2 separate regions of the Homo sapiens genome follow, and region 2 is linked to region 1. The links are chromatin contacts, found by Hi-C or POLR2A ChIA-PET in ENCODE. All regions are on one chromosome and are shown on one strand. Each heading gives the region's core, a stretch centred on a gene start or an enhancer-like site at or near the end of the contact. The rest is flanking DNA. Distances are from core to core; before and after follow the strand shown. Region 1 holds the start of ZC3HC1 (zinc finger C3HC-type containing 1). Region 2 holds the start of MKLN1-AS (MKLN1 antisense RNA).

The links. A loop is a pair of places that touch in the nucleus more often than their neighbours do. ChIA-PET counts read pairs that join two places held with the same protein, here RNA polymerase II (POLR2A). Pooled maps may share reads with other maps.
Region 2: a pooled map shows a loop between it and region 1 (7-fold over the local background). The contact joins the promoter of MKLN1-AS here to the promoter of ZC3HC1 in region 1. A Hi-C loop is called at or near these places in 4 of 50 pooled maps. POLR2A ChIA-PET finds 5 or more read pairs at or near these places in 2 of 52 experiments (HepG2 and OCI-LY7).

Annotation. Positions count from the first base shown.
Region 1 is chr7:130,048,166-130,054,202 of GRCh38, forward strand. ZC3HC1 (zinc finger C3HC-type containing 1) reads right to left here and starts at 3,209. Exons shown (of 10, transcript NM_016478.5): 1 at 3,056-3,209; 2 at 868-979. The coding sequence starts at 3,201. RefSeq lists enhancers at 2,543-3,335, 2,963-3,272, 3,333-3,522.
Region 2 is chr7:131,324,771-131,330,807 of GRCh38, forward strand. MKLN1-AS (MKLN1 antisense RNA) reads right to left here and starts at 3,009. Exons shown (of 6, transcript NR_125364.1): 1 at 2,845-3,009; 2 at 2,036-2,165. It overlaps MKLN1 (muskelin 1), which reads left to right and starts at 3,106. Exons shown (of 18, transcript NM_013255.5): 1 at 3,106-3,227. The coding sequence starts at 3,130. RefSeq lists enhancers at 2,871-3,447, 3,142-3,441, 3,448-4,024 and a silencer at 2,932-3,091.

The DNA of each region.
Region 1 (6,037 bases), core at 1,959-4,458:
TTGACACGGAGTCTTGCTCTGCTGCCAAGGCTGGAATGCAGTGGCGCGATCTCGACTCACTGCAAACTCTGCCTCCTAGGTTCAAGCTATTCTCCTGCCTCAGACTCCTGAGTAGCTGGGATTACAAGTGAGCACCACCACACCTGGCTAATTTTGTTTTGTTTTGTTTTATTTTATTTTATTTTTCTTTTGAGACAATTTTCCTAGTTGAGCCTTGAAATGACAGTGCCCTGACCAACCTTAATTGCAGTCTGTGAGAGACCCTGAGCCAGAGGACTCAGCTAAGCCATGCCTGGATTCCTGATCCACAGAAATTATGAAATAAAAACTGTTTGTTGTTTTAAGATCACTAAGTTTTGGGGCAATTTGCTATGCAGCAATAGGTAGCTAATACACAAAGGAAAATCTAGAAAGAGACATTATAGTAGTGTAGTCTCTAATAATCTAAAAAACATTAGATTATAATCCTGGATCTGCCATTTGCTAACAGGTTCATCTTGGGCAAGTCATATAACCTGCCCCAAACTGTTTCCTCTTCTGTAAAACAAGTATAATAATAATGCTTATTTTCATAGGTTTAAGGTCAAGATCGAATGTGATAATATATACAAAAACATACTATATACAAGTATTAGTTATTATTTCTTCTTTTCTCAGGCTCTTAGTTTTTTCTTCTGTAAAAAGAAAAGGTTAGATAACCTCAACTGTCCCTCTGAGTGATAACATATTAGGATGCTGACTTTCCTATATAATTTCTTACCAAGGTTTTATTCTTAAGTTTAAAGCATCACAGTAAGTGGTGTAATACCTTGGAGGAATTCTAGAAGCAGGCAGAAAGTGCAATTCACATGAACTAAAAAAGGATATAGAAAATGTTTCCACTCTGCTAAAGAAGGCTTCTTTGCTTGTAGATTCCAATGAAGGTTGTTCCGCTTGGGGTGATCCATTAACTGACTGGGATGTGGCAGACGTGTCCTTCCTAATATAAAGTGGCAAAACTGTTGGTAAACCTTTCACAGTACCCTCTGCTTAAATGTTATCTAGCTTCTCTACACATCGTATCATAAATCACACCAACGCTGGATTTTAAGCTTCCTAAAAATCATTTTACTCATGTCATTCCTCAGCTTATTATTTTCAATGGTTTTATAATACTTACTAAATAAAATCCAAATTTTTCAGTCTGGCATTCAAAACTCTTTACAGTTTACCCATATCTAAACTTCAATTTCTACCTCTACAGGGCTCCACTAATCCTAGCAAACTATTCTCCTCACTCACTCACTGTTCTCCACAAGTATTTGGCATAACTTTAGTAGACAGAAAATAAGACTCAAGACTTCAAGTATGCATTATACAATTTGAATCTCTTCAGAAATTCGACTTTTTTTTTTTTTGAGATGGAGTCTCGCTCTGTTGCCCAGGCTGGAGTGCAACGGTGCGATCTCGGCTCACTGCAACCTCCACCTCCCAGGTTCAAGCAATTCTCCTGCCTCGGCCTCCCCAGTAGCTGGGATTACAGGCGCGTACCACCAGGCGTGGGCCCGGCTAATTTTTTGTATCTTTAGGACAGACGGGGTTTCACCATGTTGGTCAGGCTGGTCTGTAACTCCTGACTTTGTGATTGGCCCACCTCAGCCTCCCAAAGTGCTGGGATTACAGGCGTGAGCCACAGCGCCTGGCAGAAATTCGACTCTTAACAGCAGAAAAAACAATTTTGATATTTCTACCTGGAGGGACCTTTCATACCCACTCCTTCCAAAAAAAAAAGAACCAATTAGAAAATTCGAATCAAAGATCTTCGGGAGATTTCATGAAAAAAAAATCAGGGAGAAAAAAACTCAGCAAAGCAATTCTCTCATTTTCAGTGGAAGGCATTTCAACAGTGCCTGGGGAATTGCTGAAAGACAAGCATTTATTTATTTATTTAGAGACGGAGTCTCACTCTGTCACTCAGGCTGGAGTGCAGTGACGCGATCTCGGCTCACTGCAACCTCCGCCTCCCAGGTTCAACCAATTCTCCTGCCTCAGCCTCCCGAGTAGCTGGGACTACAGGCGCGGGCCACCACGCCCGGCTAATTTTTTGTATTTTTAGTAGAGATGGGGTTTCACCGTGTTAGCCAGGATGGTCTTGATCTCCTGACCTCGTGATCTGCCCGCTTCAGCCTCCTCAAAGTGCTGGGATTATAGGCGTGAGCCACCGCGCCCGGCGACAGGCATTATTTTAATAAAAATAGGATTACATCAACGATTATAGCTCAAAAGAAATAAACTTACTCTAAGACTCTCAGAGATTCATAGAGAGCCTCAAGCGGGTGTGGTTCTAGGCCAAAAAAAATTCACAGCATCCATAAACTTGGATGGGTAAAAATGACATTTATTTCTCTCTAAATGACAAGATTTAGCATTTTCTTCAATTATGAATGAAGGTAAAAACACCATAGTAGTATTAGCAGTACCTGCTAATTTGTCACCAATGGAAATAATGTTCCCACATTATGGTGGTTGCATGTCTTCAAATACCTTTGTGCTCATCACTACTTCAAAATTATGGTTGACAACACATACTACTAGATATTATGGACTCTTTAATAAAAAGCATTGTTACTGCGTAACTTTTTCCTTTTACCATCTTGATAACTACATTCCAATCTAACTGGTTTCCTTTATAATCCTATGTAATTTACTTTAAGCATTTAAAAATATTCTGAGAGTTAATAAGCTTCTCCAGAGAGCCAAAGGGGTCCACGGCACAAAAAAAGGTTAAGAATCCCCAATTAAGAGAAGTCAAGTGAACTCATTCAGTTAACGGTCCTCTTTACTTCCAAAAATAATGTCCGATGACAAAATTTCGGCTGCGGTTGGGAATCTGGTACACCCCGAGGGGAAGATCAAAGCCGATCAAACATAGTAACCAGAGTTTCTTTCAGATTCTAAGAAGCCATCCCCACTGCCCGAGTCGCCGACCGAGGGGAACCTCCCCCAACCCGCCACCCCTTCCCCAAGCCTTCTTCAATCTTCCAACGCCGGACCCAGGGTTAACTCGTGAACTCACGCGTCCACGCCTCCCTCTTCCGGGGCAATCCCCTCATCTATCAGCTGCCGGATTTTCTGGGGGGTCCCTTCTGGGGAGCGAACTACTGCACCCCAATTCTTTTCAACCCCTACGGCAAACGCTTGTCCCTCACAGGGCGCCGCCATCTTGGTCCGCTGCCGAGTTGCTTCCCCGAGAGTTTGAAGGCTCCGGAACTTCCGTCCTGGGAGGTTAATATCCGCCTCTTGAGGCAGCCTGGCTGGGAAAGTCTAACCGCGGGGCCCACGCCTTTTCTCATCATTTTAGAACCTTAGAGCGAGCTTAAGGAGGGCTGTACTGTTTAGGACAATCTTGATTAATCGTTTCCTTTATCAACTAGCATATTTAGGTTGATAAGAGATTTTTAGAACGCTGTCAGTCCAAATTCAGCAGGGATGAGGGGCTCAACTTAATTTTCAAGTAATATTAACTAATACGGCCGGGCGCCGTGGCTCATGCCTGTAATCCCAGCGGTTTGGGAGGCCGAGGTGGGCGGATCGCCTGAGGTCAGGAGTTCGAGACCAGCCTGGCCAACATGGTGAAACCCCATCTCTACCAAAAATACAAAAATTAGCTGGACTTGCTGGCGGGCGCCTGTAATCCCAGCTACTAGGGAGGCTGAGGTAGGAGAATCGCTTGAACCCGGGAGGCGGAGGTTGCAGTGAGCCGAGATTGCGCCACTGCACTCCAGCCTGGGCGACAAGAGCAAAACTCCGACTCAAAAAAAATAAAAATAAAAATAAATTAACTCATACGACCCTCCTAAGTTGCACCTTTCTACAAGCGAGGAAATGGTGACCCTCATTGGAGAGCAAATAATTTAGAATCCTTGTTGGAAACCGTGTTATGGATGGATTTAGAAGTCTGTGGCATTTGACACTATTGATACTCCTTCCTTAGTCCAACAAATATTTATTGAAAACGTCCTATTTATTTTTTTTGAGATGGAGTTTCGCTCTTGTTGCTCAGGCTGCAGTGCAATGGCGCGATCTCGGCTCACTGCAACCTCTGCCTCCCGGGTTCAAGCGATTCTCCTACGTCAGCCTTCCGAGCAGCTGGGATTACAGGCATTCGCCAACACGCCCAGCAATTTTTTTTTTTTTTTTTTGTATTTTTAGTAGGGACGGGATTTCACCATGTTGGTCAGGCTAGCCTTGAACTCCTGACCTCAGGTGATCCGCCCGCCTCGGCCTCCCAAAGTGTTGGGATTACAGGCATGAGCCACCGCGCCCGGCCGAAAGCATCCTATTGATAGTCTCTAGGCACTAGCAATGACAGTCGTGAGCAAAGAAGCTGTAGATCTTGGTGGAGTTAGATGTCAAATTTTCCTATAGTTTTAAAATTATGATTACAAGTGCTCCAAGGATGTACCAAGGTTATAATAGGAGAATCTAATTTAGTTTGCACATTCTCCTGAGAAAAATCAGGTACTGGAGCTGAGACGGATGAGATTGAAGGGAAGAAATCTGTACAGAATCTTCCAACACCCCAGGTTGGAAGACTGATGTGACTAAACAATGGGCAAAGAGGAAAGTGGGATCACCTCCTACCCTTCCAGCACCCTACCTGTGGGCTCCTAACTCTATCAGTGTTCCCAGCAGCAGGACCTGCAACCTATTGATCCAATTACCTTTCTGCTCTTCCTAACTCCACCACCACCCTTGTTTCTTCTTTTCTTAGCCAGCTTAAATTCATTACTAATTGTTATCATCATCCCTTTGCAAAATTTGAACATGGGTTGAGACTTAGTTAATATGAAGGAAACATTGTTGATTTCACTATATGTAATAATGGCATTGTAGTTATGGTTCTTAAAAGCCCTTCTTTATTAGAAATGCATCTTGAAGTGTTTATAGGTGAATTGATATGATGTTTGGAATTTGCTTTGAAGTTATCCAGGAAAACATGTGGAGGAATAGATGAAAAAATATTGCAAAATTTTAAACTGTCGGACTTGGATGATAGAATTGTGGGATTCATTATATTATTCTTTCTGCTATTAAGTATGTTTGACAATATCATAATAAAAAGCAAAATAAATAAGCTAAAAAATACATGTTCTTGAATACCCTTTGAATTTCCTTGAACCTCTCTTGCTTAATAGTACTTACTTGACAAAACCTCAATCACAGTTGAAGTAAGTTCTCTATTATTGCTTCTGTACCCATACAACTAAATATGGCTAAAGAGAAATGACAAACTTGTCTCTTTATATTCTTGACTTCAAGTGGGACCTTAATTCTGCCCAGTAATTATACTACCTTTATCTAGTCCACTTCTCATCCCACTTTTCATAGATGACTTATTTTTATTTTTTATTTTTTTAAATTTATTTTTTATTTTTATTTTGATTTTTTTGCAGACGGAGTCTCCCTCTGCTGCCTGCTGGAGTGCAGTGGCACAATCTCGGCTCATTGCAACCTCTGCCTCCTGGGTTCAAGCGATTCTCCTTCCTCAGCCTCCTGAGTAGCTAGGATTACAGGCACCTGCCACCATGCTTGGCTAATTTGTCATATTTTTAGTAGAGACGGGGTTTTACCATGTTGGCCAGGCTGGTCTTGAATTCCTGACCTCAGGTGATCCGCCCACCTTGGCCTCCCAAAGTGCTGGGATTACAGGCGTGAGCCACCATGCCTGGCCACCTGGCTAATTTTTATATTTTTAGTAGAGACAGGGTTTCACCACATTCACCAGGCTGGTCTCGAACTCCTGACCTCAAGTGATCTGCCCACCTCGTCCTCCCAAAGTGTTAGGATTACAGGTGTGAGCCACTGCACCCACCTTCATAGATGACTATTATATACCTCTCTCCTCAAACACCTTCAATACTTCCACTTATCCATCCTCCCTTTCTGCTAATGACACACTCCTAGGAAAATACTGACTGTACAGTTAGCCATGGTAACAACCAGCAATCAGAGCCAGTTTTAAGTTCAATTGACCCATGATTACTCATCACAGTGA
Region 2 (6,037 bases), core at 1,759-4,258, 1.3 Mb after region 1:
GGACAGGATTGCTGTTTCACTTTAATGCCTCTCTGGGCCTCATAATTTAAAAGGATTTGCATTCCTCAGATAAAGTTCTTTTCTTAACATTTAAACAAATTTTCGTCTTGGTATCATAATATAGCTGTCTGTATGTTAACATAGGAATGCTTTAAATTATTTTACCATTTATAAAATTTGTGATGCAGGAAAGCCATGCTATCCTGGGTCTTTACCTTCTGAGTAGCAATTATACCTCAGGGATACACGTTTGTAGTCTGAGAAGTGCTGGCATTTTTTTTTTCCTTTGCAACTCAGAAGTCTCTAATTAAAGTTCTCTTTTAGCATTATTCATTCACTCTTTGATAAATATTTACTGAACATCTTTATTTGCTAGACACATCAACAGGACTGAGGATACAACTGTGAACAAGATATGTATGACTCTTATCTTCATGGGAGCTATCATTTAGAGAGAAAGAAAGGGGAAAAAAGAGAAAATTAAAATATATTGTGATGTGTGCTAAGATAAAGAGGGAAACTTAGAGTGCTAAGAGAAATGTAAAAAATGTTACCTATCCTGTGTTAGCTTGCATAGGAAAAAAAAAATGAAGAAAACTGTCACCTAATCCCAGAGCAGGTGTTGAAGAAAGATTTTCGGCCAGACGCAGTGGCTCATACCTGTAATCCCAGCACTTTGGGAGGCCAGGCCGAGGCAGGAGGATCGCTTGAGCCCAGGAGTTCAAGACCAGCCTGGGCAACAGAGTGAAACCCTGTGTCTACAAAAAAATTTAAAAAGTAGCTTGGTGTGGTGATGTCTGCCTGTGGTCCCACCTACATGGGAGGCTGAGGCAGCATGATCCTTTAAACCCAGGAGGTCAAGGCTGCAGTGAGTCATGTTCATGTGACTGCACTCCATCCTGGGTGACAGAGTCAGAGTGAGATTCTGTCTCAAAAAAAAAAAACCAAAAAAATTTCCAGGACCAAACAGTCTACAGGATGAGCTGGAGTTAGCCAGGTAAAGAATGGGAAAGAATATTCCATGCCTGGCTTAGAGCAAGCTCCGGAGGCTAGAGAGAACAAGGACTCTATGGGAACAAATTCAGTGTGCTAGTTAGTGGGCAGATGTCAAAAGCGCAAAGGAGAAAAGTGGGGGGGGGGTGGTGGTGAGGAAGCTGGAGAGAAAAATCAAGGCAGGTTATGAAGGGCCTCTGTTAAACAGTTTAGAAGGGTATTGAAAGTCACCAAAAGGATTTAAGCTTAAGAAGAACTAATTAACATGTGTTTTTAAAAAAGATTGCTCAGGAACTATGTCTGGAAAAGAACAAGGACTTGACTTACATTAAGGTAAGAAGTGGAATTATAAAATCTGGGGCCCAAAGGAATTGGAGTGAGTTAATTCCTCCCCTTTAAAGTGTCTATTTTCTTCAAAGATAACCACTATATCATCTCTGGGGCTAACATTCTCTGGCCCTTTCCCACTGTCTCTGGCAGCTCCCGACCCAAGTCACTACAGTTACAGCATTCCCTTAAGGAACACATGCTTTTCCAACCTGCTGCAACACAGAAAGCACATGTAATTTTTTATTTTATTGTATTTTATTTGTTTTTCTGAGACAGAATTTCACTCTGTTGCCCAGGCTGGAGTGCAGTGGTGTGATCTTGGCTCACTGCAACCTCTGCCTCCTGGGTTCAAGTGATTCTTGTGCCTCGGCCTCCCAAGTAGCTGAGATTATAGGTGTATGTCACCACACGCAGCTAACTTTTGTATTTTTAGTAGAGACGGGGTTTCACCATGTTGGCCACGCTGGTTTCGAACTCCTGACCTCAGGTGATCCACCCACCTCAGCCTCCCAACGTGCTGGGATTACAGGTGTGAGCCACCGTGCCGGGCCTGGCCTTTCTATCTGGCTTTTTTGATTTGATATCCTAGTAGAGCCCACTATTAAAATTTCCATCTATAGAAACAGGAAGTCAGGAAAGGACTGGAGGGAATTTCGGCAGGTTAATGATTACAACGGGAAGAGAATACAATTATTGAGGTGTTTTGACTCACTTGGTCATTTCCTGAGAAACTCTTTGCTTGAATTTTTCCACTCTTCAGGTGAAGATGATGACACTGTCCAGGCTTTCAGGAGTCCAACCTCTTAGACAATAAGCGACATACTCTTTGGTAACTGCAGTGGCTAAGCCAAGGAATAAATATGCATAACTACAACAAACAGGTACTTGATGAGAACGTTATCTAGAGCTGCCAGATAATTTAGACCAAGTGCACCTTTTGTTGTAAGAAGCTGGTATGATGTCCACATAGTTTTCAGGGCTGCTGTTCCCTCTAAGAAGAAGGAATAGTCTTTTTCCTGAACTACTCTCTCTCTGAACTTTTAGGCTACAATTATGTCAGTTCAAAGTGGGCAGATTTGCCAACTGAAAAAATGATGACACGCAGCTTCCCAACTCTGTAAGGACTTTTCAGGTCTGTGGGTGAACGTCATTCCCGAGCAAACCAATGCCACAAGATTAGTAGGATGCGGCTCACAAGAAATGTTTACAATGAAGGGCATCACAGACTGCAAACCAAACAGGGTAGGAGGACACGGGACCATTTCCTTTTCCTGTCTCCATCTGACTCTGGAAGGCGGGGACAAGACATTTAAAACCAGGACCACTCCAGGAGGACAGCACATTAGCTACTGCCCTCCAGCTCCCTTCAGTGTTGTTTCCGTAAAGGACTTATAAACTGGCGAGGGCGGTGGCTTCCAAAAGCGCACAGGCGTCCCTTTTCCAACTTGGTCTTCTTATTTTCCCTTCCTGCTCCATAACTACAACGTGTTTCTGTTCGTAATCATCTCGGCTTTTCCTTACCTCTGCTTGTAAGAAAAGTCCTTTGCGCCATTCCCCTCCAAGCCCCAGGGAAGGGCCTGGAAAGCGCTTACACCTCAGACCCAGTGTCGGTCAGCCGTCAAGGAGCGAGCGACGTGGGAAACCCTGAGATAGGACATTGGCCCGGCGCTGGGCTCGGGTAACGATGCGGGGCGGGGAGCGCGGGCGGCCGGGGAGGGCGGCGGCCCCTTTAAGAGCAGGCCACGCCCCCTCCCCTCCTCCCGTTCGCTGCCAGCGGTCGGTGGCGGCCGCTACGGTGCTGACAAGATGGCGGCTGGCGGAGCTGTCGCTGCGGCGCCCGAGTGCCGGCTTCTCCCCTACGCGCTACACAAGTGGAGCTCCTTTTCCTCCACCTACCTTCCCGAGTAAGTGCCGGGCCTTGAGCTCGTGCTGCCCCACCCTTCCGCGTCAGCACGGTTGGGCCAGGGGTGCAATGGAGGGCAGCCGAGCCGAGAGGCCCAGGCGGGGCCTGCTGAGGGGGACGTGCGGCCTCCGGAGTCTTAGTTCAGCTGCTGAGAGCGTTGCTCGGCCTCGCTCGGGAAGGGGTTAGGGTCCGGAGAGCGAGCCCAGGGAGAAGGGGCGAGGTGTGTGGCGGATCCGGGGCGCGCACAGGAGAACCGGAAGCCCAGCGGTTCTGCGCTTGGGATTTGGGGGTTGAGGTTGAGGAGGGCTTGGGGGGCGGACGGCTCTGGGGCAGGAATCGGAGTTGGCGGGGCCCTGCCCGCGGGCAAACTACCCCGAATGTCTGAGGTCGTCCGAGGTGGTCGGCGTCGGGGGACAGTTCAGTCGATTGCTGCCGGGACAAAGTGTAAAGCCGAGGAGTGTCTATTCCAGAGTGGGGTCATTAAAAGTGATTAGCTCTAGAGTAGTGTTAAAAGTCACGGAAGGCTGAAAAGTTGTGGAATCCATCTGAATCCTAGCAGGCGGGGAGAACTTGTAGGATTGGCAGACGTTGTCTTTAATGCCTGGAAGTTCTGAAAAAGATAGGGAGTGGGAAGGAGGGACGTTACCGAAGAATTTCAGTATTACGGCTCATTAGAAGATGGGTTTGTATGGACACAGACACGTTTCCCAGTCCGGAAACTCAAACATAGAAACATCTGGCTTTAATGAATTTGATTTTCAACACCGGCTTTGTCTTGATCCCTGATTTAGGTGTTAAAAAAATTCAGTTGCATTGTTAGGTTTTTGTTGGTGGTGTTTTTTTCTCTAGCAAATTCCTTCTGAAATGCTGAAAATACTCTTACATAGTATCTTATTTATCTTTGGCTTATCTTTGAAAGGAGGAGCAGATCTAACTCCAATTTTACATGCTAGTGGAGGAACTGGCTTAGTAAAGGGTTAAGATCTGTGCAGATCCTGAAGAAAAGTGCTAGTTGTCCCTCTAACCATCTCACAGGACCGAAACGATTTTATGAACGAAACAAATTAATGAATAATATATTTTACTGAGTATTTTACTAAACAAAAAAGTGACTAGATCTGTGAAGCATACTCAAGTAAGTTTTCCATCTGTATTTGAGAAATTCTTCACATTTATCCAAATTTGATTTCACTGGTTATATCAATGAAGAATCTCAAAATGGAGCTGCAACTGGAAGAATCTGTCATGACTGCCAGCCTCCCATTTTATTCACCAGGTCAAGGGTTGGCATTCAGTAGGATCTGGCCCAATGAAGGGTGCCAAGTGACCTGTGGTTTGATCTGGCCTGCGTAGCCTATTCATGGCCATATCCCTGATTGATGCTGAAACCCAACTTTGAATTTGAGAGTGAGCCAGATAAACAGTCCAGCCATGTAGTTGGAGTTGAAATGTGGCCCTATGTACTTGACCTCTGATATTCTGGGCTATCTTGTTCTTGGATCTGAAGTTATTCAGCTTTTTTCTATACCCAGGCTAGGATTATGGACAGTTGGGAATTGGTGTGGCATTGTTTGATCTAACTGTAGAGACATTTTTCTGGTCTTGAATTAGCGTATTTCCAGGACGTCACTCCTTAAATTTTTGATGTAGGCCTGAGGCTTGGATAACACAAGTACCATCCGCGTTATCTGTTGTATAGACATTTTAAGAAAGTACATTTCAAGCAGGAAATGATTTAGTGGGATGGCAACTTTAATCTTTTGTGTCTTGTTACTCTGGCCCCTGGTTTGCAGTGGGCAGAACACTAGTTTTGGAGTTAGAAAGCAACAATTTGAGATTGGAGAAATACATTGCTGCAATTTTCTCAAGTACATACATAAAATAGTATTTAATACATACGTAACTTTCATACACTTCCACTTACTATATCTTGTTTAATCCTTATGACATTCTATTGACAAATGCAGTATAATTTGTATTTAAAGTAAAGTATTAGAAGAGTAATCTAAGCTTTTTTCTTTGAAGGAGTATAGTTGAGTATTATGGAGCTGGAGTTGGAGAATATTGTGTCTGCTGGGTTGGTGTGTGCCATGCCTAAATTATAAAACTCTTGGCTCTGAACTTCTATAAGCAAGCAAGGATATTACTTCTCTGTGTGACAGAAGATGTAGGAAAGGGGTTGACTTTACTTACCTTTGCCCTAAAATCCCCTCTAGCAGCAATTGTTGTATCTTTACTGGCAGTGGAAACCATATTAAGGTACTTCTTAAACAGGTCTCATTTTAGGTTAAAGACATTTGTTGAAATTGTCCACAAAGTGGCAAATATTTGTTGGCATAGATCTAAGCATTTCGAGGTGGCAGTAATAAATCAGTAACAAAAATGGTAAACATTTATGATGTGCCGTCCATTTGCTAGGCTCTCTTATGAACATTTTTAAGTGTATCAACTCATTTAATCCTTACCGCAATCCCAAGAGGAATCTCCGTTTGCCAGATGTTGGAAGCAGGTAGGGAGAAGTTTAAACTTGCCTAAGGTCACACAGCTAGATGGAACCAGAATTTGAATCAAGGTAGTCAGGCTCCACAGTCTGTGGTCTTTAACTATAGTGTTTTACTGCTTCTGCACAAAGGTATATATAGTACAGGAAATCAGAACTTTAAAAGAGCTCTTGTATTAAAGGCACTTACATTTTAGTTGTGTAAAGAAATGTGAAGTCATTAAAAAAAATTGAACAATTTTATCTCTATTTTCTTTCTAAGGACTTAGAATTCTTTTCCCCTTCTTCCAGAGGCAGAAAAAACAAATATT